Regions from separate parts of the Homo sapiens genome. Here all the other regions are linked to region 1. A link is an interaction called in ENCODE POLR2A ChIA-PET data of the cell type or tissue named here. Cell type or tissue: CD4-positive, alpha-beta T cell. All regions are shown on one strand. Each heading gives the region's core, and the rest is flanking DNA. Links, peaks and the distances in the headings are about the cores only.

The links. ChIA-PET counts read pairs that join two places held together with the same protein. Peaks named below come from ENCODE experiments on the same cell type or tissue, not always from the same donor. Only the 100,000 strongest peaks of a DNase experiment are listed, where the experiment ranks them.
Region 2: POLR2A ChIA-PET joins it to region 1 with 8 read pairs; 5 of 35 experiments call an interaction of 5 or more read pairs at or near these places.
Region 3: POLR2A ChIA-PET joins it to region 1 with 11 read pairs; 15 of 35 experiments call an interaction of 5 or more read pairs at or near these places.
Region 4: POLR2A ChIA-PET joins it to region 1 with 5 read pairs; 11 of 35 experiments call an interaction of 5 or more read pairs at or near these places.

Annotation. Positions count from the first base shown.
Region 1 is chr7:131,054,598-131,060,501 of GRCh38, forward strand. The region is part of intron 2 of LINC-PINT (long intergenic non-protein coding RNA, p53 induced transcript); the gene reads right to left. It also overlaps the pseudogene RNU6-1010P. Among named protein-coding and RNA genes, the nearest start is that of LINC-PINT, 52 kb to the right of the region's middle. RefSeq lists enhancers at 2,573-2,867, 2,638-2,782, 4,292-4,436, 4,440-4,584, 4,598-4,742 and 1 more and cis regulatory regions at 2,710, 4,364, 4,512, 4,670, 4,699. In CD4-positive, alpha-beta T cell, for the core only: no CTCF peak of the experiment used is centred there; DNase peaks (open chromatin) are centred at 2,764 and 3,284; H3K4me3 peaks cover 1,514 bases; H3K27ac peaks cover 2,984 bases.
Region 2 is chr7:131,229,213-131,235,116 of GRCh38, forward strand. It overlaps a transcript of MKLN1 not described here. Among named protein-coding and RNA genes, the nearest start is that of MKLN1-AS, 96 kb to the right of the region's middle. RefSeq lists enhancers at 2,175-2,224, 2,635-2,684. In CD4-positive, alpha-beta T cell, for the core only: no CTCF peak of the experiment used is centred there; a DNase peak (open chromatin) is centred at 2,519; H3K4me3 peaks cover 756 bases; H3K27ac peaks cover 726 bases.
Region 3 is chr7:130,958,223-130,964,126 of GRCh38, forward strand. The region is part of intron 5 of LINC-PINT (long intergenic non-protein coding RNA, p53 induced transcript); the gene reads right to left. Among named protein-coding and RNA genes, the nearest start is that of LINC00513, 48 kb to the left of the region's middle. RefSeq lists enhancers at 1,775-2,974, 2,301-2,390, 2,944-3,033. In CD4-positive, alpha-beta T cell, for the core only: no CTCF peak of the experiment used is centred there; DNase peaks (open chromatin) are centred at 1,829, 2,309 and 3,139; H3K4me3 peaks cover 2,170 bases; H3K27ac peaks cover 2,794 bases.
Region 4 is chr7:130,945,349-130,951,252 of GRCh38, forward strand. LINC-PINT (long intergenic non-protein coding RNA, p53 induced transcript) reads right to left here. Exons shown (of 8, transcript NR_170176.1): 6 at 372-487. Among named protein-coding and RNA genes, the nearest start is that of LINC00513, 35 kb to the left of the region's middle. RefSeq lists a silencer at 5,547-5,715. In CD4-positive, alpha-beta T cell, for the core only: no CTCF peak of the experiment used is centred there; a DNase peak (open chromatin) is centred at 3,073; H3K4me3 peaks cover 496 bases; H3K27ac peaks cover 2,626 bases.

The sequences.
Region 1 (5,904 bases), core at 662-4,661:
CTACTGGCCTTTCCTCTTGACCCCAGGGTCCCACGAATTAACTCCCCATTTCTCTAATCCAGTTTTATAAGAATACTCAAAAGAGCTGACTCCATCCACTGTCTCCAGTTCTTTCTTCCCATTCCCATCAGGCTTTGTCCCCACTGCTCCCCTAAAACTGCTATTGTTAAAGCCAGCAATGTCTTCAACTGTGAAATACCCAAAAGCCAGGTACAGGAAGAGGTGCTTTAAAGGAATTATCTCATCCATTTACTTATTTCTTTTTAAAATTTTTTAAAATTGAATTTTAAAAAGATGGAATGCTTCACAAATATGCATGTCATCCTTGTCCAGGGGCCACACTACTCCTCTCTGTATCGTTTCAATTTTAGCATATGTGCTGCCAAAGTGAGCATTATTTGTTTATTTTTAGACAGGGTCTCACTCTGCCATCCAGGCTGGAGTGTAGTGGGGCAATCTAACTCACTGCAGCCTCAAACTCCTGGGCTCAAGTGATCCTCCCACCTCAGCCTCCTGAGTTGCTGAGACCACAAGCACATGGCACAACATCCAGCTTTTTTTTTTTTTCTTTGCTTTTTTTTTTTTTTTTTTTTTTAGAGATGGCATCTTTCTTGCCTAGGCTGGTCATCCACTTAAACAGTTCATAGGCTGGCCATGGTGGCTCACACCTGTAATGCCAACACTTTGAGAGGTCAAGGCAGGAGGATTGCTTGAGTCCAACAGTTTGATACTAACCTGGGTAACATAGCAAGACTCCTTCTCTACAAAGAATAAAAAATTAGCTGGGTGTGGTGGTGCATGCCTATGGTCCTAGCTACTTAGGAGGCTGAGACGGAAGGATTGCTTGAGTCCAAGAGGTCAAGGTTGCAGTGAGCTGTGATCATGCCAATGCCCTCCAGCTTGGGTGACAGAGCTACACCCTGTCTCAAAAAAAATTTTTTTTAAATAAATAAACAGTTCATCACCACCACCTGATGAGGTAAGTACCATTGTTATCCCCAGAGACAGGTTAACTGAATTCATTCAAGACTACTTGGGCAAAAAAGCAGCAGAAACCATTTTCACTCAATCTAATGTTCACTGTTCAGTCTTCCTCTTACTGGACCTGCCAGCGGCACAGACAGAGCTGATCACTCTCCTCTTTAAGCACTTTCTTTGCTGGGTTGCCAGGACACCACAACCTACTGACTCTCCTCCTCCTTCACTGGCCATTCCTTAAACTTCTTCTCATTATCCACCTTTTAATGCCAGAGCGACCCAGGACTCTCAATTCTCAAACTTTCCTGTCTATACGCTCTCCTCCTGGTCATCTCAATGGGTCTCAGCACCTTAAATAAGAGCCTGAACCTCTTCCCTGAACTCAAGGCTCATATTTTCAGCCACCTCCTTGACATCTCCGCTTGGATGTCTAATAGACATTCCCCTTTTAACATCATGCCATGCCAAACTCCTGATGTTCCCCTAGTGCTCCACGCCTGAAGCTCCTACAGGCTTGCTCATCTCAGGAAACAGTAACTCCATCCTCCAAGATGGAGTTTTCTCTTTCCCTCATATCCTCTGCCCAATTCATGAGCAAACCCTGTTGGCTCAATCTTAAAACTACATCTGAATTCTAACTACTTCTCCCTGCTCCCACCACTGCCATCTGAGCCTACCTCATCTCCATCTGGATGACTACAATAGCCTGGGAGCTGATGCTTCCCTTGCCTTACTTGCCTGCTGGGAACAGAAAATGCATTAATATGACCACACTGAAGTCTTTCCGTTGAGATTGTCATAGTAAAGATGAATTGTTTGTTATATTTGTCTCTCAAATATTTCAGGAAAAAGTTGTTTCTTCCATGTTACGTTAGTTCTGAATATTTAAATTGCTTTCTATTATGAAAACCTGTATTAACAAATGCAAGGTCCTTGAAAAAGTATTCTATTGTTGCCCTTGACTCTGAAATGAATTAGAGTTCTGTGTGGGCAAAAATATTAGCCCAGCTCTTAAAGGTCCATGGAAAATGTTGTTTGCTTTCTTCAAAGCTTAAAAGCTTCCTGTTAATCATCAAAATAAGATATCTCCACTGCAGGCATTTGTTACTTGAAGACGAACAGAACAGAATCAGCACCTATATAAAAACCACACTGACAATATCTAATATTTTAGAAAAAATGAAATCTGATGGTCCTGTTAACAATCATGGTATTTTCTAAACCCCTGCCTCCTTTTTTGTTGTTATTTTTTGTTTAGTCAGGGTCTTGCTCTGTCACCCGACTGGAGTGCAGTGGTACCCGCATAGCTCACTGCAGCCTTCAACTCCGGCCTCTGCCTCCTGACCCTACTGCCTCAGCCTCCTGAGTAGCTAGGACTACAGGCACACACCATCACATCCATTTTTTTTTAATTTTTTTTTTTAGAAAAGGGGTCTTGCTTTGTTGCCCAGGCTGGTCTTGAACTTCCAGCCTCAAACCATCCTCCAGCCTCAGCCTCCCAAAGTAATGGGACCAAAGGTATGAGCCACTGCACCAGGCCTCAACTCCTTTCTTTACTACAGTCCCCAAAAACCAGAGGCCTGGATTCAGTGCCTCTAAAACTCCTTTCTGCTAGTTTGGCTCCAGCGCTCAGCACATGCACTTCCCAAGTCGTTGTTTTCTTTGATCTCCTTAGACTCTCTGCCTCCTAGAGAATCTAATCCACATGAACTGCGCTCCTGGATCTTTTACATAACTGTGGTTTTTCACAAGGTTCTTTAAACAAAGGTCCACGTGATAGATTTCTGCTCAAGCTTAGTTCCAGGAAACGTTTGGTTTCTGCAGATGTTTACATGCTTCCGGCTGTCAGCACATGAAAACAATATAATTCTGTTTCTTTTCCTCACTTTAGCAACTGGAGAGCATAAAATCAAATATATTGTTCAAATCTGTTCAACACTGGTATATGGAAATACTTAATCCTTAAACTTTTTTTTAGGTGAGGTTGGTTTTATTTTTTATTATTTTGCCTTTTGGCCTAAATGTGGTAAGTGGTTTCAGAAACATGAAAAGCTATAAAATGTAAAATATACAAGACAAGAACAAAATAGAAAAAAGGCTGGGTACACTGGCTCAGTGCTTGTAATCCCAGCACTTTGAGAGGCTGAGGCAGGAGGACTGCTTGAGCCCAGGAGTTCAAGACCAGCCTGGGCAACAGAGTGAGACCCTGTTTCTTTAAAAAAAAAAAAAAAAAAAAAAAAAATTAGCTAGGTGTGGTAATGTGTGCCTATAGTCCTAGCTAACCGGGAGGCTGAGGCTGGAGGTACTGTGAGCTGTGATTACATCACTACCCTCCCGCAGTTACAGTTAGAGTGAGACTCCATCTCTAACTATGAAAGAAAAAAATGGAAAAAAAGAAGAAAGCACAGTGGTGATTTTCCAATGAGAAGGCATGAATACCCAGAATCAGACTGTCATCCCAAAAAAAAAAAACAAAACTCTCTTCATAAGCAAAGTTAAAAAGAGTCCTCCACACTCTTTTTTTTTTTTTTTTTTTTTTGAGACAGAGTTCCACTCTTGTTGCCTAGGCTGGAGTGCGATGGCACGATCTCAGCTCACCACAGCCTCTGCCTCCCAGGTTCAAGCAATTCTCCTGCCTCAGCCTACCGAGTAGCTGGGATTACAGGCATGTGCCACCATGCCTGGTTAATTTTTTGTATTTTTAGGGGAGACAGGATTTCTCCATGTTGGTCAGGCTGGTCTCAAACCCCCGACCTCAGGTGATCCGCCCACCTGGGCCTCCCAAAGTGCTGGGATTACAGACATGAGCCACCGCACCCAGCCTCCACCCTCTTTATTTAAACCCTGTTCACTAGTTTGAGTAAAATAATCAGATATGTTTTCGGTTCAATTTCCCTAGCAACACTTAAAAGTTTGAAATTTTTTACAATCAACTTCAGTAAGGCTTCTTTAAACATTATTTTGAAAATTAAAAACATTTTAGAAAAGCAAGCTAAACTGGTTGTATGACAGGTATACATTCTAAGTCATTTTGAGAGGTGACACCGTGCTGGCAGCCCTCGCTTGCTCTTGGCGCCCACTCTGGCCACACTTGCGGAGCCCTTCAGCCCACCGCTGCACTGTGGGAGCCCCTCTCTGGGTTGGCCAAGGCCGGAGCTGGCTCCCTCTGCTTGCGGGGAGGTGTGGAGGGAGAGTCACGGGCAGGAACCAGGGCTGTGCGTGGTGCCCGTGGGCCAGCACGAGTTCCGGGTGGGCGTGGGCTCGGTGGGCCCCGCACTCGGAGCAGCTGTCTGGCGCCGCCAGCCCCAGGCAGTGAGGGGCTTAGCACCCAGGCCAGCAGCTGTGGAGGGTGTGCCGGGTCCCCCAGCAGTGCTGGCCTGCCAGCACTGCGTTCAAATTCTCACCGGGCCTCAGCTGCCTCCCCGCGGGGCAGGGCTCAGGACCTGCAGCCCACCATGCCCGAGCCTCCCCACCACCGTGGGCTCCTGCACGGCCCAAGCCTCCCCAATGAGCGCTGCCCCCTGCTCCGCGGCACCCGGTCCCATCGACCACCCAAGGGCTGAGAAGTGCGGGCGCACAGCACGGGACTAGAGGGCAGCTCCGCCTGCATCCCCAGTGTGGGATCCACTAAGTGAAGCCAGCTGGGCTCCTGAGTCTAGTGGGGACTTGGAGAACCTTTATGTCTAGCTAACGGATTGTAAATACACCAATCAGCACTCGGTATCTAGCTAATCTAGTGGGGACTTGGAGAACCTTTATGTCTAGCTAAAGGATTATAAATACACCAATCAGCACGCTGTGTCTAGCTCAAGGTTTGTAAATGCACCCATCAGTGCTCTGTGTCTAGCTAATCTAGTGGGGACTTGGAGAACCTTTACGTCTAGCCAGGGGATTGTAAATACACCAATCAGCACTCTGTGTCTAGCTCAAAGTTTGTAAATGCACCAATCAGCACCCTGTGTCTAGCTCAAGGTTTGTAAATGCACCAATCAGTGCTCTGTGTCTAGCTAATCTAACGGGGACTCGGAGAACTTTTGTGTCTAGTTCAGGGATTGTAAATGCACCAATCAGCACCCTGTCACAACAGACCAATCAGCTTTCTGTAAAACAGACCAATCAGCTCTCCGTAAAATGGACCAATCAGCAGGATGTGGGTGGGACCAGATAAGGGAATAAAAGCAGGCTGCCCAAGCCAGCAGTGGCAATCTGCTCCAGTCCCCTTCCACGCTGGAAGCTTTGTTCTTTCACTCTTTGCAATAAATCTTGCTGCTGCTCACTCTTTGGGTTTGCACTGCCTTTAAGAGCTCTAACACTCACTGCAAAGCTGTAACACTGCAGCTTCACTCCTGAGGCTGGCGAGACCACGAACCCACCAGGAGAAATGAACTCCAGACGGGAAGAATAAACAACTCCAGATGCACCACCTTAAGAGCTGTAACACGCACCGCCAAGGTTTGCAGATTCATTCCTGAAGCCAGCAAGACCACGAACCCACCAGAAGGAAGAAACTCTGAACACGTCCGAACATCAGAAGGAACAAACTCTGGATACACCATCTTTAAGAACTGTAACACTCACCACGAGGGTCCATGACTTCATTCTTGAAGTCAGTGAGACCAAGAACCCACCAATTCTGGACACAATTTCATTTGGTGAGCAGTCCAGATTACATGTGTGTACACTGTAATGATCAGCTAAGGACTGACTGCTTTTAGCTCCTTCACCCGTTCTCACCTCTGAGGTTCAGTAATAAATGGCTCCTACCAACTAACTGAAGTATCAATCAAAATCTTAAAGGTATTCATTCATTATACGGTATTTACACCCCCCTTAAAATGCAAAATTTATAGTTTTATTAATACAAACATCCAGACAAGAAAATAAGCAGACTAGCAAGATAAAACCAGAGCCTTCAAAAATTACACA
Region 2 (5,904 bases), core at 865-4,864, 170 kb after region 1:
GCAGGTTTGTTACATAGGTATACACGTGCCATGGTGGTTTGCTGCACCCATCGATCCGTCATCTACATTAGGTATTTCTCCTAATGCTATTCCTCCTCTAGCCCCCCACCTGCCCACAGGCCCCAGTGTGTGATGCCCATCCCCCACCCCCACACCCGATTGGTTGAGAGAGTTAAGCTATTATCTAAAGATCTGAAGTTAGTTGAAAGAAATGTCTGAGTTAAGGTAGAGGAGTTGTGGGGACCAAGGGCTTTGTTACGTAGAGGAAGCCTCCTATATCACAGCCCTCTGAGAGAATAGATGGTCAATGTCTCTTTTCAGACATGTGTGTGTGTGTTGTTGTTGTTGTTGTTGTTTTGAGACAGGGTTTCACTCTCTTACCCAGGCTGGACACATGTGGTGACAAGACCACAGCTCACTGCCTCCTCAACCTCCTGGGCTCAGGTGATCCTTCTGCTTCCGCATCCTGAGGAGCTGGGACCACAAGCCCACGCCTCCACAGGCTGCTGATTTTTTTTATTCGTAGTAATGGGGTCTTGCCATGTTGCCCGGGCTGGTGTCGAACTCCTGGGCTCAAGTGATCCTCCTGCCTCAGCCTCCCGAAGTGCTAGGATTACAAGCCCAAGCCACCACACTTAGGCGGTGAATCTCTCTTAGATCTAACAAAGGCTGGCTGCATTAACAGAGATTCTCTACAGATGCAGGTTTCCCTGTTTCGTGATGGCTTTGCAGGGCTACTTCAAATTATGTCAAAGAAATATACTTCGGGGTAAAATATTTTGATTTCCTTCAGGGTCTGCTGTCCTGTGATGCTATATTAGAGTCAGGTTGGAAAGTAAGCCTCATTATACCAGGTTAATTTTTAAAAACCCATTTAACAAGATTCTGTGGTTTGTAGGGTGTGACTTAACCCTTGCCTGGCATGGCCTTGGGTCTTGTTTATAATTTGGTATCTTACTGCCATAAAAAGTCTGTTTTGACAGTCTTATGGTCTCTATTTTAATATTAATATGGGTCAGTTGTGCCCAAATCCAAAAGGGAGGAGGTATAAGGAGGTGTGTCCCACCTCCCTTCTCATCATGGCTGGGAATTCAGTTTTTTGGGATTTTCTGGGGCCCCCTTGGCCAAAAGGGGGTCTGTTTAGTTGGAGGGCTTAGTATTTTATATTTGATTTACAAACTTATTTATTGGTCACCAGAAGAAATCCCAGTGGTGGGGATGATGAGGAGGCAGCTGCTCTGTTTGCTGCTGAGTTACTTTCATATGTAGTCCCTTGTAGGGGCCAAAGCACCTTGGATGTTGATCCGTCATGTTGACTTCTGATTAACCCCAGTTCTGGGAAGGCTTCTAAGATTTCCAGTTTATCTGTTGTTCTTTATGTAAGAGCATGTATTTACCATACATCTTGCCCTTAGGTCAAAACAACCTTAATCATAAATCCTACCATTAGTCAGGTTCACATGGCATTCTTGCCTTTCCCTGCAGGGTCAATTTCAATTGCCCTGTGCCTTCCTTCCCTACAGTATATAAGCCCTGACTGAGTCTGGGAGAGTAATGGCATGGGGAGCCTCCATCTCATCTTGCGACTGACCGGGACATCATGGCTTCTGTTTATATGTCTCTTTTGGCCGGGCACAGTGGCTCACACCTGTAATCCCAGCACTTTGGGAGGCCGAGGCAGATGGATCACTTGAGGTCAGGAGTTCGAGACCAACCTGGCCAACATGGTGAAACCCCGTCTCTACTAAAAATACAGAAGTTAGCTGGGCGTGGTGGTGACGCCTGTAGTCCCAGCTACTTGGGAGGCCGAGGCACGAGAATCGTTTGAACCTGGGAGGCCGAGGTTGCAGTGAGCGGAGATCGTACCACTGCACTCCAGCCTGGGTGACAGAGCAAGACTCTGTCTCAAAAAAAAAAAAAAAAAAAAAAAGGTTTTAAATCTGATGGGCCTGGCAGGGCAGGAGAGGAGAAGATAAACATTTAACTACAGGATTGTAGCGGTACAGAGGAGGGACAGTTAGCATGTCAGGAAAAGATTCAGAGAGTTGATACTTAGGAACTGAGTCTTAACCTATCAGTACATGGCTGTCAAAAGATAGTTGGGACAAAGCACTTCAGGTACAACCCCAATTCTCGTTTCTTCCCCCTGTGTATCACTACATGCAGCCTGAAGCACTTGGCTCCATCGTCTTGAACCTGTACAGCTGTCTTCCCCTTGGTCCAGGTGACGTAAGGGCTTCCTTGGAAGCAGCAGCATTTATTAGTGCTGGTTCCAATCAGAGAACTGACATTAGAACTCTACTGTTGCTCTTGTGGCCAGGGCCAGGAAACAGCTGGAGTGGTTTGAACTCTCTGCAGGAGGATGGATGCGTTGAGGCTGGGCATGTGTGCATGCTCGTGCGTGCAGATCTGCGTCTGTGTGTCTATGAGTCTGAGTGTGTGTAGGTGTGTGTCCATTTGGATGGGTGGCTAGATGTTTATATGTAGGTGTTGCCACCAAAAACAAAAGTAGATATTCAGAAAACAAAGTGACAGCTCAAAACCTCAGACAAGCTGAAAGACTGCTCAGAGAAGGGGGAGGTTGAAACAACTTCAACCAAAACAAAATGAAACAGAGAAGGAAGTTGCATCAGAAGAGGAAGAATGCCAATGTCATGCTGAAGAACCACAAATGTCGCAAAATAAAAATAAAACGTGTGATTCTTATTTTACCTAGCCAAATATTATTACAATATTTTCTCCTTTAGAGTGTTAAAAATTACTGAAATTATAATATTTAGTTCAGCGAACATGAAGGACACAGAAAAACACAAACAAAAAATTCATTCCTATAATTTTTTAATGTTATATACATCATATTTTATTTATTTGGATCAGTGATTGATTTTAACTTTGCTTCCTACCTCCATATAAAAATTTTTCTCCAGCATTTAAAAAATATTAAAAACACGTTCTGAAATTGACTTATTGAAGAACATGTAAAAGGTCTCATTATTAGCACAAATTGAGAAATTATAATAAAGATACTCTAATAGCGAAGTGATTAAAGATGTCAGAACAAAAAATTATAGATCCCAGTGATGTTATTAAGTTTTTTCATTTCAGTTCATGTAGAAATGTTAGCTCCTTTGCCACAAAGAAATAAAAGAGTAGTTTTCCTTTTGATTAGATTCTTGTAACTACACACATGAAAAATTTATAGGATTGGTTTAGGTGAGGGGGTTTTATATATATAAACTGTTAATATAACATTGGAATAAGCTTGGCAACCAGGTCTCAGAGAAGTCTTTTGAATCTATTACTTTATAATTATAGTGATATTGATTGGCTTTCCATCACCTTCCTAGAATTATAATGACATCCAATGATTAACTGATTTGCCAATCTCGCAAATAGTTAAAAGAATATTGAGTTTTTGGCAGTGAACTAGGGAAGTTTGTGTGCTTTTTGTTAAAATGAAAAACTGTACTCCTCAATTGAATACATTTTTAGTACATACACGAGTTTACCAGCAAAGATAACTAGAGAGTGAGCTTGGTGTGCACACAGTGAAAGGAGCTTGGGAGGTTGAGATTGAAGTGAGCTACGATGCCACTGCACTCCAGCCTGGGTGACAGAGGGAGACCCCATCTCCAAAAAATAAATAAATAAATAAAAATAATTAATAATTAGGAAGAGAAAAGCACTGATCATGAGGAAAGGCAACCACTGAGTATGATGCTCACTTTATGTGCTTAAAGCGGGGACTCAGCAAATAATTGTGGAAGGAGGGAATGAGTGAAATGAGTGCATAAATAATAAGTACAAAGAAAGTGGCGTAAGTGTTTAATTCAAAACGAAGTTTAGACCGGGCATGGTGGCTCTTGCCTGTAATCTCAGCACTTTGGGAGGCCGAGGAGGAAGGATTGTTTGAGCCCACGAGTTCGAGACCAGCCTGAGCAACATAGCGAGATTCTGTCTTGGCAAAAAACAAACAAACAAAAAAACAAAGCAAAACCCAAAAATGAAATTATTAGCCGGGCAAGATAGTATGTGCCTGTGGTCCTAGCTATTCGGGAGGCTGAGGTGGGAGATCCCTTGAGCTCAGGAGATTGAGATTGTAGTGATCTACGATGCCACTGCACTCCAGCCTGGGTGACAGAAGGAGACCCTGTCTCCAAAAAATAAATAAATAAATAAATAAATAAATAAATAAAAATAAAGTTTATATTTTGCGTCATGACAGGGTTATAACATATTTTCCCTATGATGCTGTCTTGGTGATACATAAGTTGTATACTTTTCAGAAGTTGTGAGGCCCTTAAAGAAAACATCTACCAAATTAGTCTGGGGAAGAAATGAAAATCTATGCAAAACAAAGTTTTTAGATATTTTAAAAATATTTTACAAGACTAAATTCATTGTTACTTTAGGAACATAAAAATATATGAGGTATAAAATGGTTTACTCGTAGAATTATTAAATATTTAAAATTATAATTTATTCAAATAATATGAATGTACTAATTGAGACTTTTAAAAATCTTTAAAACTAATTACCAGTGGGGCTATGACCTACTGGACTTTAAGACATCAAATATCCTTTAGCTTCTGCCAACTGAGAAGAAAAACAACAAAAAGAGGAGAAGCCACAAACATCATAGTAAAAACACATACCAGAGTTATGTTTTTTCTAGATCTTCCATAAGGCATTTATTTTCAGAAAGGGTATAGGAAGAAGCATTTTTTTAAATAAAAAAGAAAGCATTTTTCTTTCCTTTTCTTTTTATTTTATTTTATTTTTTTGAGATGAAGTCTTGCTCTTGTCCCCCAGGCTAGAGTGCAAAGGCATGATCTTGGCTCACTGCAACCTCCACTTCCCGGGTTCAAGCGATTCTCCTGCCTCAGCCTCCCGAGTAGCTGGGATTACAGGCACCTGCCACCACGCCCGGCTAATTTTTGTATTTTTAGTAGAGACGGGGTTTCACCATGTTGGCCAGGCTGGTCTTGAACTCCTGACCTCAGGTGATCCGCCTGCCTCGGCCTCCCAAAGTGCTGGGATTACAGGTGTGAGACACCACGCCCGGCCTTTATTTTCAAAAAATAGTCTAAGAGAGTGGATAGGGGAAGAAGAAGAAAATTAACTAAATTCATTAGTTGTAACTTTTTCTCAAGCATTCACATTTCTGTTTAACGTGTGAATGTCCCCAAATATGCCAGTTTCCCTGCTTCCTAGGCTTCCAGTCTCCAGGGGTTCTTCAGCTGCACTAATTTCCTGACTCAGAATTGCCAGGGGTCTCAAGTACACTCCAGAGGACTCGTGTAAACTGGCTAGGCCAGCTTGTGTTCTGGGAAGCCTGTCTTTTCTGGTGGTGTTCCCAAGAAATAGGAAAGAGAAAAAATGATGTGTGGACTTAGGGATGATGTGTGATACTGAGTTTTGCTTTACATTTTAACTCTCCAGCTCTTTCCTTCAATGAATGGCAAGCCATTCTCAATTCCAGCTCTTCTGTACTGAAGAATTTAGCATCACTTTCCCTGGAGATCCAAGGAACTTTGCTTTTTGCCCAAAATACCTCTCTCTCCCAAAGCAATTTCCCCTCCTCAGAGAAATGCTGTCGTGTCAGGCTGCACTGCCCTTGAACCAGACAACTTTCTCTGCTTGTCTTTATCTGTCTAAATAAAGCTAACCTACATTTGCTGTCTAATTCATTCGGATGCTTGCTGATGCTATTTAAAGCATCCCGCAAGGCCCAGTGGAAAACAAGATGCATTATCTCCAGTAGGGAACCTTTAGGTTTGCTCATCGTTTAAGGAACTCAAGAATCTAAAGAATCCATTCAGTCTTCCCTGGTTCGGACATGAAGAACACGGGGCTCTTCACATATATATTTTTTTTATTCCAGGCAGTCTTCTTTGACTTATA
Region 3 (5,904 bases), core at 1,311-5,310, 96 kb before region 1:
CAAGTTTACAGTTTACTTCTCTCAATACCTGCTCATCTTTTCTACAGAAGGGGAGTAACCAAAAGTCACAGGTTTTTTTTGTTTTCGTTTTGTTTTTTTGAGACAGAGTATCACTCTGTCACCCAGGCTGGAGTGCAGTGGTACAATCTCGGCTCACTGAAACCTCTGTCTCCCAGGTTCATGCAATTCTCCTGCCTCAGCCTCCTGAGTAGCTGGGATTACAGGAGTGTGCCATCACACACGGCTGATTTTTATATTTTTAGTAGAGACAAGGTTTTACTATGTTGGCCAGGCTGGTCTTGAACTCCTGACTTCAGGTGATCCGCCCACCATGGCCTCCCAAAATGCTGGGATTACAGGCATGAGCCACTGTGCCTGGCCATGTTTTGTTTTGAGACAGAGTCTTGCTCTATCGCCTAGGCTGTAGTGCAATGGCACGATCTCAGCTCACTACAACCTCTGCCTCCCGGGTTCAGGTGATTCTCCCGCCTCAGCCTCCCGAGCAGCTGGGATTACAGGTACCTGCCACCATGCCCAGCTAATTTTTGTATTTTTAGTAGAAACGGGGTTTCACCATGTTGGCCAGGCTGGTCTTGAACTCCTGACCTCAGTGATCCACCTGCCTCGGCCTCCCAAAGTTCTCGGATTACAGGCATGAGCCACTGCACCTGGCCCGGTCATGTTTTTAGAGTGACATATGAAGACTCCTAGAAAATATTAATACAGAAGAACTAGCTTACTATGAAGATTTCAAAATACTAATACAAATTAATGAGGTACACGTGAAATCTTCCCTGGGGAACTTCATGAAGAAGATAAGCATCCCTCCTATCTGGGTAATTTGCATACCCTCCTTCCTTAAACGCTGAGGCACGGATTGGTTCATTGGTTCAAAACCCTATCCATTATTCTCATAGCTCTCTTTATATGACAAAAAAATTCTGTCATGTCCCATTTACTACTCTAAAATCAAATTTGTTGATAATATTAACTACTGTACATGCAGCTTTAAAACATGAATATCCTAAATGTACATAAAAGATAATCTAAAAGAAGCAATTTATAATAAAAAATACTTCACATTTCATTATATAAATAATTTTCAGGTACAATTAACTATGTAATCAAATAGATGCTTGTAACTTACTTATAAAGAAGAAGCTTGTATTTAAGAGAAGTCAGATTAGAAGCTTTCCATATTAAAAGTGCAGGAAAATGAAAGAAGTAGTATAGGTGGACCAGAGAATGAAAATGAATCTATTCTGTGTATATTAAAAGTATGCAAAAATTATTTTGCATTTTTATGAAAAAATAAAGTCTAGGTTCAGAAAATTATAAACTGATCTTTCCCTACACGAATGTCCAACAGGATAACTGAAAGTCATGTGTACTACAGGGCAATTCTTTATCTCTTTTCTACTGTGGGACATTAAGTTCTCTCGCTCTCACTCATGAAATATCCTTCATTAGGCTGGGCGAGGTGGCTCATGCCTGTAATCCCAGCACTTTGGGAGGCCGAGGCCGGCGGATCACCTGAGGTCAGGAGTTTGAGACCAGCCTGACCAACATGGGGAAGCCCCGTCTCTACCAAAAATACAAAAATTAGCTGGGTGTGGTGGCTTGGGCCTGTAATCCCAGCTACTCACGTGGCTGCAGCAGGAGAGTTGCTTGAACCCAGGATACGGAGGTTGCAGTCAGTTGAGATCACACCACTGCATTCCAGTCTGGGCAACAGAGTGAGACTCCATCTCAAAAAAAAACCAGAAAAATCCTTCATTGTACCACCAGAATACCCTCATAAATTTCCACTCTGTCACCTAGGGGGCGGTACTGCTTCCATGAGAACTCCTGACCAGATCATCTATGGGAGTTTCCTTTTAGTCTTCATCGTCCGTCGCACTGAGAATCAAATCCTGATGGACAAATCAGCAACATAGCTAGGAAGCACAGTAACTTAATATAAAAAAAGACTATGAAGAAATTAATTTAGTTTAGGCTTATGCCATTAACTGTAGCCATATTCAACATAATTTCCTCTTTTTGAGTTCAGGATGATTGGTTACTCCACATAGAACATGGAGTGGAAAGCTGTATCTTTGTGACTTTTATTTAGATAGCACAAAATGAGCCTGATTTTTAAAATGTGAACATTCAAACCTGGCTAACTAATGATAAAAAAGGGAGTTTTTCATAGAACTCTACAACTCTCATTTCCTCAAAACAAGAATTAATGCATTCTTTCACATGCGGTCATTACAGGAAGGGGGGGTAGCCATTTACTGTAAATGCCTTTCTGATGCAATTCTACTACCTCTTTCAAAGACAGAATTCATCCAAGAAGCCTTAGTCACTTCTTCAAGAAAAATGCCACCGCGCTGAATGTACACAGACTAAACCACATGCCTAAGGAAAAAAGATGAGCTGATTCCACCATTAGAACACAGTTCGGGAGAAAAGTGGCAGAGAGAGAGAGCTCATAGCTTGTCAGAGCAGATCAAGTAGTATGTCTGAAAATCCGCCCTTTAATGTAACAGTCACTGTTTCATAAATCAAATGCAAACATAGATTTCCCCTCTGCCTAACTTTTAAAGTATACTTCCTAAAAATATAAGACCCCACTTCTAAGCCAGTAGCAACTGTGGTGATTTAATTTTTAAAGTTTCATGCACGGAAAGAAAAATGGAATCTTATCTTTTAAAATTTGAAAATGAAACTATGTTTTGAAGAGGGTAGATTTCACAGGAAAAGGGTAAGACAGTGGATAATACGATAAAGCAGTTTGGATGGAAAAACTTCAGACAAATAGTTCTGAACTCTTCTCAAAGAGAGGATCAATTTTTCTAAAACCTCAAAACCACCCAAAGGGAAAAAAAGGAATAATTTCTCCAGTTTATCCTTACCCGGATGAGCATGAATTCTTCTAACAGCCAGATGCACACACTTGTTTTTATGGAGGAGTTACTGCTGAGCCAAAGCCCAGGAGTCACTCAAGACTGGAGGCTGCGTGCTGCTGGAGCCCGAAATCCCCTTGATGAATGAAACTGCACATCGTAATATACACATTCAGAGCGGGCTATTGGCTAAATGAAGGCAATGCGTGTGGAAGTCTGATTTGCCACCTTCAGGGCAGGCGTCTTATATCCTAATTCAGAAAGATGACAGGCTTTTTTTTTTTTACTCCCTAGACAGTCAAAACTAGAAAGGGTTCGTTTTTCTGTAGCCTTCTCCCCAACCCTACGGAAACCACAGAGAGAACAAACCACAGTGAGACTTGACTCCTTAACTAGGCAATGCCAATGAGAAAAGAATTATGTTGACACTGGCAATTTACAAATAAGTCTCACACCACTGCCAAAGCTTGTTCGTGTTACATGACTGCCCGAGAGTCATACATAGGTATGGGGATGGTTTGGCTCATTTTTTAAGCCAAGAATTCTAAGCCGTAATTTTGGGGCTCCCTGAGGGTAGCAAACTTTACCAAAGAGTGGTAAAAACTCTTAAAAATATATTAATCTTTGTGCTATACTAGTGATCAACCAAAACATTAAAAACTAAGAATTACCTAAGTTTGGACTCAGAATCTCTGGGGAGGAGCCCAGGAAAATGAATTTTAACTGGCATCCTAGGTCATTCTTATGTCCTCTAAAGTTTGAGGACTACTTTTCCTGTTACTGGAACTGAACAGCTGATTATAGCTGCTTCCATCTTCCTTTATCATTCAATTATTTTGTCCTTGATTCCTGCTGAAGTCAGGAGTGACAAGAACAGCAAAGCCTCCTCAGGACAACTTGTGGCTTCTAACTCCAGGGAAATAAAAGGAGAGCCAGGCTGGGTTCACTTGATCTCCCCTCCCCACCTACCTCTGCTTCACTCCACCAAGACAGAAAAGTCCAAGCTGCAGAAACCTGGAAAATGCAGTACTTGAGGGCAAATATGAATATTACACTAACAGATGCTACAGCTGGAAAGCGAAAAATATACTGCCAAAGAGAAGAGGAAGAAAAAGAGAAAGAATACTAATGCTCACTGATTCCTTACTATTGTAGAAAAAACTGGGTTCTTGTCACATGACCAGGAAAAGTTACGCACACAGACCCTTTGAAGGGTGAGGGGTTATGGAATCTATTGGGCAAAAAGGAAAAAGACTCTCAGCAAAGCAAGATGAGTTTTTATGAACAGGCCCCCATCTCACAGATTGAATCCCAACTCACCACCCAGGAACAGGAGAGGCCAGGCTCCTAGCTGCAAAGGGTGAGAACTTCCTGAGGCTCCATCCCCTCCTCCCAGTGCACAGGCTGGTGGGAGACTCTCCAGGGACCTTCCCCCTTATCTTCCTCCTGCATCGATCATTACTATGTTCCAGACACTGCATCAACAACTTTATATGCAGCTTTCTTTGCCAAAGAAGTCTCACCAAAAAAACTTCTTCGAAAGTATCTGAACACACAAACTCAGGTGTCTACATCTCACAGCAGGGACACATGGTGCATCCTCCACGGAAGAAGCCGTGCTGGCTAAGTGTGTCCATTTCTACCCCAACTGCCCTATGAACAGAAAGGATTTCTAAAAAAGGAAACAGAGAAATACTGTTGGAAATGTATTTAAAACAAATCATCATCTTTCCGTATTTCCTTTTTTTTTCTTTTTTTTTTTTTGGAGACGGAGTCTCACTCTGTTGCCCAGGCTGGAGTGCAGTGGCGCGATCTCGGCTCACTGCAACCTCCACCTCCCAGGTTCAAGCAATTCTCCTGCCTCAGCCTCCCAAATAGCTGGGATTACAGGAGCCCATCACCACACCTGGCTAATTTTGTATTTTTAGTAGAGATGGGGTTTCACCATGTTGGCTGGGCTGGTCTTCAACTCCTGACTTCAGGTGTTCCACCTGCCTCGACCTCCCAAAGTGTTTGGATTACAGGCATGAGCCACCACACCCGGCCCCGTATTTCCTATTCTTATTCCTTCTTTATTCAACCTAAGATTGTGTGGCCTCTCAGAAATTTCAGAGAAGACTCCTGTCATCTGTTCTCCATTCTAACCCGTTTATTTCAATCCAAAGTACTGGGGGAAACCCCATCATTATAATATGACTTGAAAATATTATTTGGACATCACCAACAACTATCAACATTTTTTTTACTTTAATAAAAAGGGTTTTATCTTTGTCTCCAATATGCATAATGTTCCTAAGGAAACTTTCTAGAGAAGGGGAGCTCAACTTAGAAAACAGCTTATTTAGGAACAAGTTTTCCAAATCCTCCCCCGCACCTTTGTTTCAGGATGATTACGCATGGTGGTATCCTAACACAAAGGGGAAGGAAGCTGACTTCTGACTTACTACTATGAGCGGATCTGGTACATTTGGTATTCCAAGTGTTTTGCCTAATAGGTAAATGCAGATCTGTTGGGGCAGTGTTTCTCAAATTGTGTTAGCACTAAAACCCCTTGTATTCCCCTAAATGAAATCTTGGGTGAAGGTCCAATATCCTCACATGCTCGCTGCTGTGGCGGGTGGGCTGCGGGGCCCACAGGCCTTCCTTATTTGGGCCCACTTTCTCAACTCACCCCCAGGGTCGCTACAGAGGCAATGCTGCCAAACCCCAAAGGCTCTGTTTTCTATTTTCTCAGACGTTGATGATTTTTTAAATTAATACTTTATCATTTTATTTTATGCATGCCTTTGCGTCTCAAAGTGGGGCATACATTGAAACATTTTCAAAGTCATGTCCAGTCATGCTACGTGCAACACTGAGCTTAGGAATTCTGGGACATATTTGGCCAGTGTGGACCCTGACATGAAAATTATAATTTCCATCTGTATCCCTTTGGAAACAACACCTTTAATATATTTGCAAGTTCAAGGTCATTTTAGAAACACAAAATTTTGCAGAGATATAAAGTTTAAAT
Region 4 (5,904 bases), core at 1,080-5,079, 110 kb before region 1:
TAAATGAATCTCTGAGTAATCAGGACCATTTTTATTTCATTCCTGCAACTATACTACTAATCAGAAAATTAGAGAAATTAACAGACTTTGCTATGTCACAGAGATAGGTGAGTGAACTGAAACCAGACCTAAGGTTTTGGACTTTCCCAGGCTAGGACTCTTTTTCACTATGTGCTGCCTTACAACTGTCACCTGAGGTTCGAGTAACTCTCCAACTAGCCAAGCCCTGGCTACTTATCCTAATCATGGAAAAGTCAAACAGTCAGGATCCAGAGACCCTCGCTCTGTGCCACCTTCTTCTTAACTCACAGGCCCACTGACCCTCACTGCTGCTGTGGGCTGCTCCCACCAGCCCGTGCTGAGCCTCCTACCTCATCTGCGAGGAGACAGGGCAAGTTCCAGCCTGAGGGGCATGGCTTCTGAGATGGTTCCAGTCCCTCTTCCTGGCTCGTTCCTTCCACTGGTACTCACAGCTTCCTCATTTTTCCTAATGGGAAAATCAAAGCACTAAAATAAGAAAAATCACTTGTTTTGGTTCATGTCACAGCTATACTGGGATTCTGAATAAACACAAGAACCAGATAATATTCTAGAAAAAGTAAAATTAACTCCTACTTCATAAGATTCACCAGAATTAATTCTGTGGAGATTAAAGAGCTAAATATAAAAGGAAAAAAAAAAGGAAGAAAACTAAATTAGTAGAAAATTATTTCTGAATTTGGAATGGGAAAAGAAGATTTAGCTTTATAGAAGCAATGAAAAAAGTAACAAAAGGCAATGTAATCCAACTGCAACAAAATTTAAAACCCCTATATGTCAAAAAACAGCAAACAGAATTGAAAGGTAAGCAAAAAAAGGCCAGGTGTGTTGGCTCACACCTGTAATCCCACCACTCTGGGAGGCTGAGGCAGGAGGATTGCTCAAGGCTTGGAGACCAGCCTGGGCAATGTAGTGAGATCCTGTTCCTACAAAAAAATTTAAAAACTAGCAAGACATGGTGGCACATATGTGTGGTCCTAGCAGAGGCCAGGGTTGGAGGATCACTTGAGCCCAGGAGTTCCAGGCTGCAGTGAGCTATGGTTGCATCATTGCATTCCAGCCCGGGTGACAGAGGGAGGCCTTGTCTCTAAATAAATAAAAAGGTAAGCAAAAAATAAAATAGCTGTAACAGGATAATATTCTGTATAGTATTTGAATGTAAAAGGTAAAATGTAATAACAGACAATTCACACAAAAATATAAAAGGCCAATTAATATGAAAAAAAATGCTCGATTTCATGAGCAAACACCGAAATTCATTTCACCGATCACAAAGATGGACAACAAAAAAAGGAAAGCTCATGAAGTGAGGTGAGACAACCATTTGAGGAAATTAGCAATATATGTATTTTTTCAGCCTTAAAACTGTTTTGACTCCTAAGATGTTTATAAATATCTCCTAAGGAAATAATCGTAGATACATAGGAAGATAACTATGGCAAGGACATACTTAGCAAAAGCATAAAATCGGGAACAACTTAAACATCCAAAGATGGAATGGAGCATGTGACTAAACAGATCACAGTAAAAATTCGTACGCTTAAATCATGATTTTTGAAGAATGCTTCATGATACTGGAAATGACAAAATATAATATTGGGTGCAAATGCTGAATATAAAATCATACATAAACATGATACTAATGTTGCCAGGTAAGAAAGAAAGTGAAGAAGAAGGGAGGGACAAGCTGGTCTCCAGACTGGATTAGGATACATTAAAAAAGCTTAAAAAGGGCAGACGGAGACATTAGATTTTTTATTACTTCTTTATAATCTTGAGATGGTTGGCATTTTCTGTAATATATTGTTTTTATAACTGGAAAAATTCTATTTATGCTAATTACCACCCTCTAAATATTTCTCAGCTTTATAAAATCATGAAAATATTTGCAAATACTTTTGAACAAGAAATTTTTTTTTTTTTTGAGATGGGGTCTTCAGGGGGAGTGCAATGGTACAATCATAGCTCACTGTAACCTCGAACTCCTGGGCTCAGACTATCCTCCCATCTCAATCTCCCAGCTACTCAGGTATGAACTACCACACCCAGCCAGAAATTCTTATATTTATTATTAAATGCAAAGAAGAAGGTGCAAAACAATGTGATCTTTACTATGTAAAAATTTACATGAAAGAGACTGGAAGCCTATGCATCAGAATGTTAATAGTTGTTGCTTTTAGGTAGTGCCATTGTGTGTAATACTTTTCTACACCTTACAAATTTTCTGTGATTGTCATATATTGTTTTCATAATAAGAAACAGATAACAGTTTCACAATTAGAGGACTAATACATCAAGAAGCTACTATTATCAACAGTTAAATTTCAAAATACAGAGTATCGATAGCTACAAAAATTTGCCCTATGACCAAGAGATTTTTTTTAATTTAGGAACCACTGGTATACCTTCAGAAAACAGTAGGAATTGGTGTGTGTGTAGGAGGTGATAATGAATCATATTTTTTTTTTTAGCTGTCAAACTGTTTTCTCCAGGCAGCAGTTCTGTGAGGTCCAACTGAAGTATGAGAACCTTGATAGTAGGGACATTACCAGAAAAATGGCCCAAAGGTCGATGGGGGGAGGAACAGTAAATGATCAAAAGAGTAAGGCAAGAGTCCATGAAAACAGAAGCGTCAATAGAGAAGGATCAATAACTTATTTGATCCAAAGGAACTGAAAGCAGGAACTAAAACAGGTATTTGTACACCCACGTCCCTAACAGCATTATTCACAACAGCCAAAACATGAGAGCAACCTGTGTCCATCAACCCGTGTCCATCACATGGATATATAAAATGTGGCATATCTACATGGCGGAATATTATTCAGCCTTAAAAAGCAAAGAAATCATGTCAATGCTACAATGTTGTTGTAATCCTACAACATTAGACGAACCTTGAGGACATTGTGCTAAGTGAAATAAGCCAGTCACAAAAGGACAAATACTGTAGGGTTTCACTTATTTGAGGTACCTAGAATAGTCAAATTCAAAGAAACAGAAAGTACAATGATGGTTTTCAGGGGAGCTGGGGGGAGGAGGGAATGGGGAGTTGTTGTTTAATGAGGACAGAGTTTCTGTTTTGCAAAATGAAAAGATTCCAGAGATGGATGATGGTGATGGGTGCACAACAACATGAATGTATTTAATGCCAATGACCTGTGTACTTAAACATGGTTAAGATGGTAATTTTTCTGTTACATATTTTACCACGATTAAAATATATACATATATATTTTAAGTATCTGTATTTACATATAGATATAGTCTTATCTGTGTATATATATATATATATATTTCATCTATAAATATATGAAAGAAAGAAAGAAACCATCAGAATTAGAAGTCCTGAATAAGTTTCCGATTTGGAATGCAAGAAAGGTTTAGGAGTGTCAATGATGCAAGCATCAAATGACCTTATTTCTGAGACTAAATTCTTTAAATATAAATTATAGAAGTCAGCTCAGAAGTGAAAATCCAGATCAAAAGTGAAAATAAGAAGGGATACTGTGTGTAATTTGAACATAATATACCAAACTTCTTTGTGGTTTTTTTTTGAGACCCTCTCATAATAGCCAGCTTGGAAAAATTCCCCACAACTAGGAAAGAACCTACAAATCCAAGCAACATGATGACATTTTCTCATCAACAGGAAAAAACATAAGCATAAGGGAAACTCTGAGTGTCCTTAAAATGTACTCGATACCCATTTTGTGCTATTACCACAGATTTAAAGAATTCTAGAGCTGGACAGAAGCTCTCAGATAGAACTGTTCCAGGACTCAGATGTCTAAAGAGGCTTCCCCAAGGTCACTGAGCAATGCCAGATTTAAAGACAAGCCCCTGGAGAAGAGTTCTATTTTGTTTGTTGTGTTTTATTTAATATATTTATTAATTTTGAGATGGAGTTTCGCTCTTATTGACCAGGCTGGAGTGCAATGGTGCAATCTCGGCTCACTGCAACCTCTGTCCCCTCGGTTCAAGCAATTCTCCTGCCTCAGCCTCCTGAGTAGCTGGGATTACAGGCACACGCCACCATGCCCAGCTAATTTTTGTATTTTTAGTAGAGACAGGGTTTCACCATGTTAGCCAGGCTGGTCTCGAACTCCTGACTTCAGGTGATCCGCCCACCTTGGCCTTCCAAACTGCTGGGATTACAGGCATGAGCCACCATGCTTGGCCGTGTTTTATTTTTTTTAAAGAGGTGGCTATTTAAAGGTAAGAAAGCAAGTGTAATTGGAAGGCTCTTTCTACAAGTCATTTTATTCATTAATTTTGTTCAAAAAATACTTGAGTACATCTTGTATAACTCTGCCAGGCACTGGGCTAGGTGCTAGATGATGAACAATATTTCATCATCCTTCCTGTAGCAAACTGGCAATTACAATGTAAAGGAGGCATACAATGCTATTAGTACACATAAGAGGGGGCTCTAATCTGTTCTAGCTAGATTGGTTGAGGATGGCAACCCGAAGGTAGTGATATTTTTAATAATAATAGTAATCACTGTTATCACAGCAAGCTTTATTGACCACCATTATAGGTCAGATAGGGCTTTAAAACTTTCTATGCATAATTTAATCTTCCTTACAATCCTATAAAGTAGAATCTTACTGATGAGGAAATTGAGGCACAGAGAGGTCTCACAGCTCCTAAGTAGTGAAGTCAGACCAGATTGCATGTTTTTTCAAAATCTGCTTCTAGGGAAACCCAAACAAAGACAAGACAGGAATGAAACTTAAGGATCAGAACATTCAGGAAAGAACTGTGATGCTCTGAATAAGTAAAGAGGGAGAAATAGGGTAGGGTTACTACAGATGGGAGAGGCTGAGGAAGGATGGAAGGGATACAAAGCCCATGACCAAGAGCTCTGGGGCAGGAGTGGTTGATTTACATTTGGGATTTTCATAAAGTTCTGTGGAGTGGGAAACAACTCTCTTCTCCAACTCCCCATGAACTTGTTAGTGCTGTGATGACCTGGTTATGCACAGGCTGGAACACGTGCTCTGCAGAGGCCCCCATCAATCTGGGTACAGGACATTTAACAAATGGGTAAGAATTAAAGCAGGGAAGGAGAAGGATGAGGATGCTTTTAGAAGCATCGCCCTGAAGGCAGTCAGAGAATGGATTAGGGAAAATTTAGCAGGGAGAGAGTTGCTAATCCATTAACACAGATAAAAGGTCATGGTGACCAAGAAGAAGGACATGACAGATAAAGTAGATGGGTTTGAAAATTGTTGATAGGTAGAATTCTGACCAGATTTGCCTTCTTACTGGATTCTGAAGGTGAGGAGAAAGGATCAATAAGTCACAGGTTTCAAGCTTGGGTATTTGGATCAATTTGGAACCTCTTGGATATGAGGTGCCAAAAAGATATTCAAGTGCAGATGCCCAGTGGGCACTGGAATATTAGTAAGGAGCTTAGAGACTGATAGAAAGAACCTGAAAAGGGCAATGAGAAGGAAAAGCAAGAAGGGTAGGGTGAGTCTTCAAAGGCCAGGGAGGAGAACGAGTCAAAGCCTGCTCACCACTGAGAGGTTGGGGAAGACAAGAATCCAAATGCATCTGACGAACGTGGCCCACAGGAAAGAGAGGAGGGCGACTATTGGCTTTGGCTACAGCGGAATCCACTTGGTCACCGGTGCAAAAGCCAGACTGGAACAGCCTGAGGGGTGGGCAGGAGTGAGGACAGGGAGGGAGTAACTAGAGACAATCCATCCAAAAGGCTGGCCCTGGCAGGAGAAGTGAATGGAGAGGTAATGAAAGGCAGGGTGATACTGAAGGCCTGTGTTGTTTAAAATGGGAAAGACTTAAGTAGGTTTCAGTGCTCGCAGGACAAAGTCAGTGGGGAATAAAAAGTACACGGTC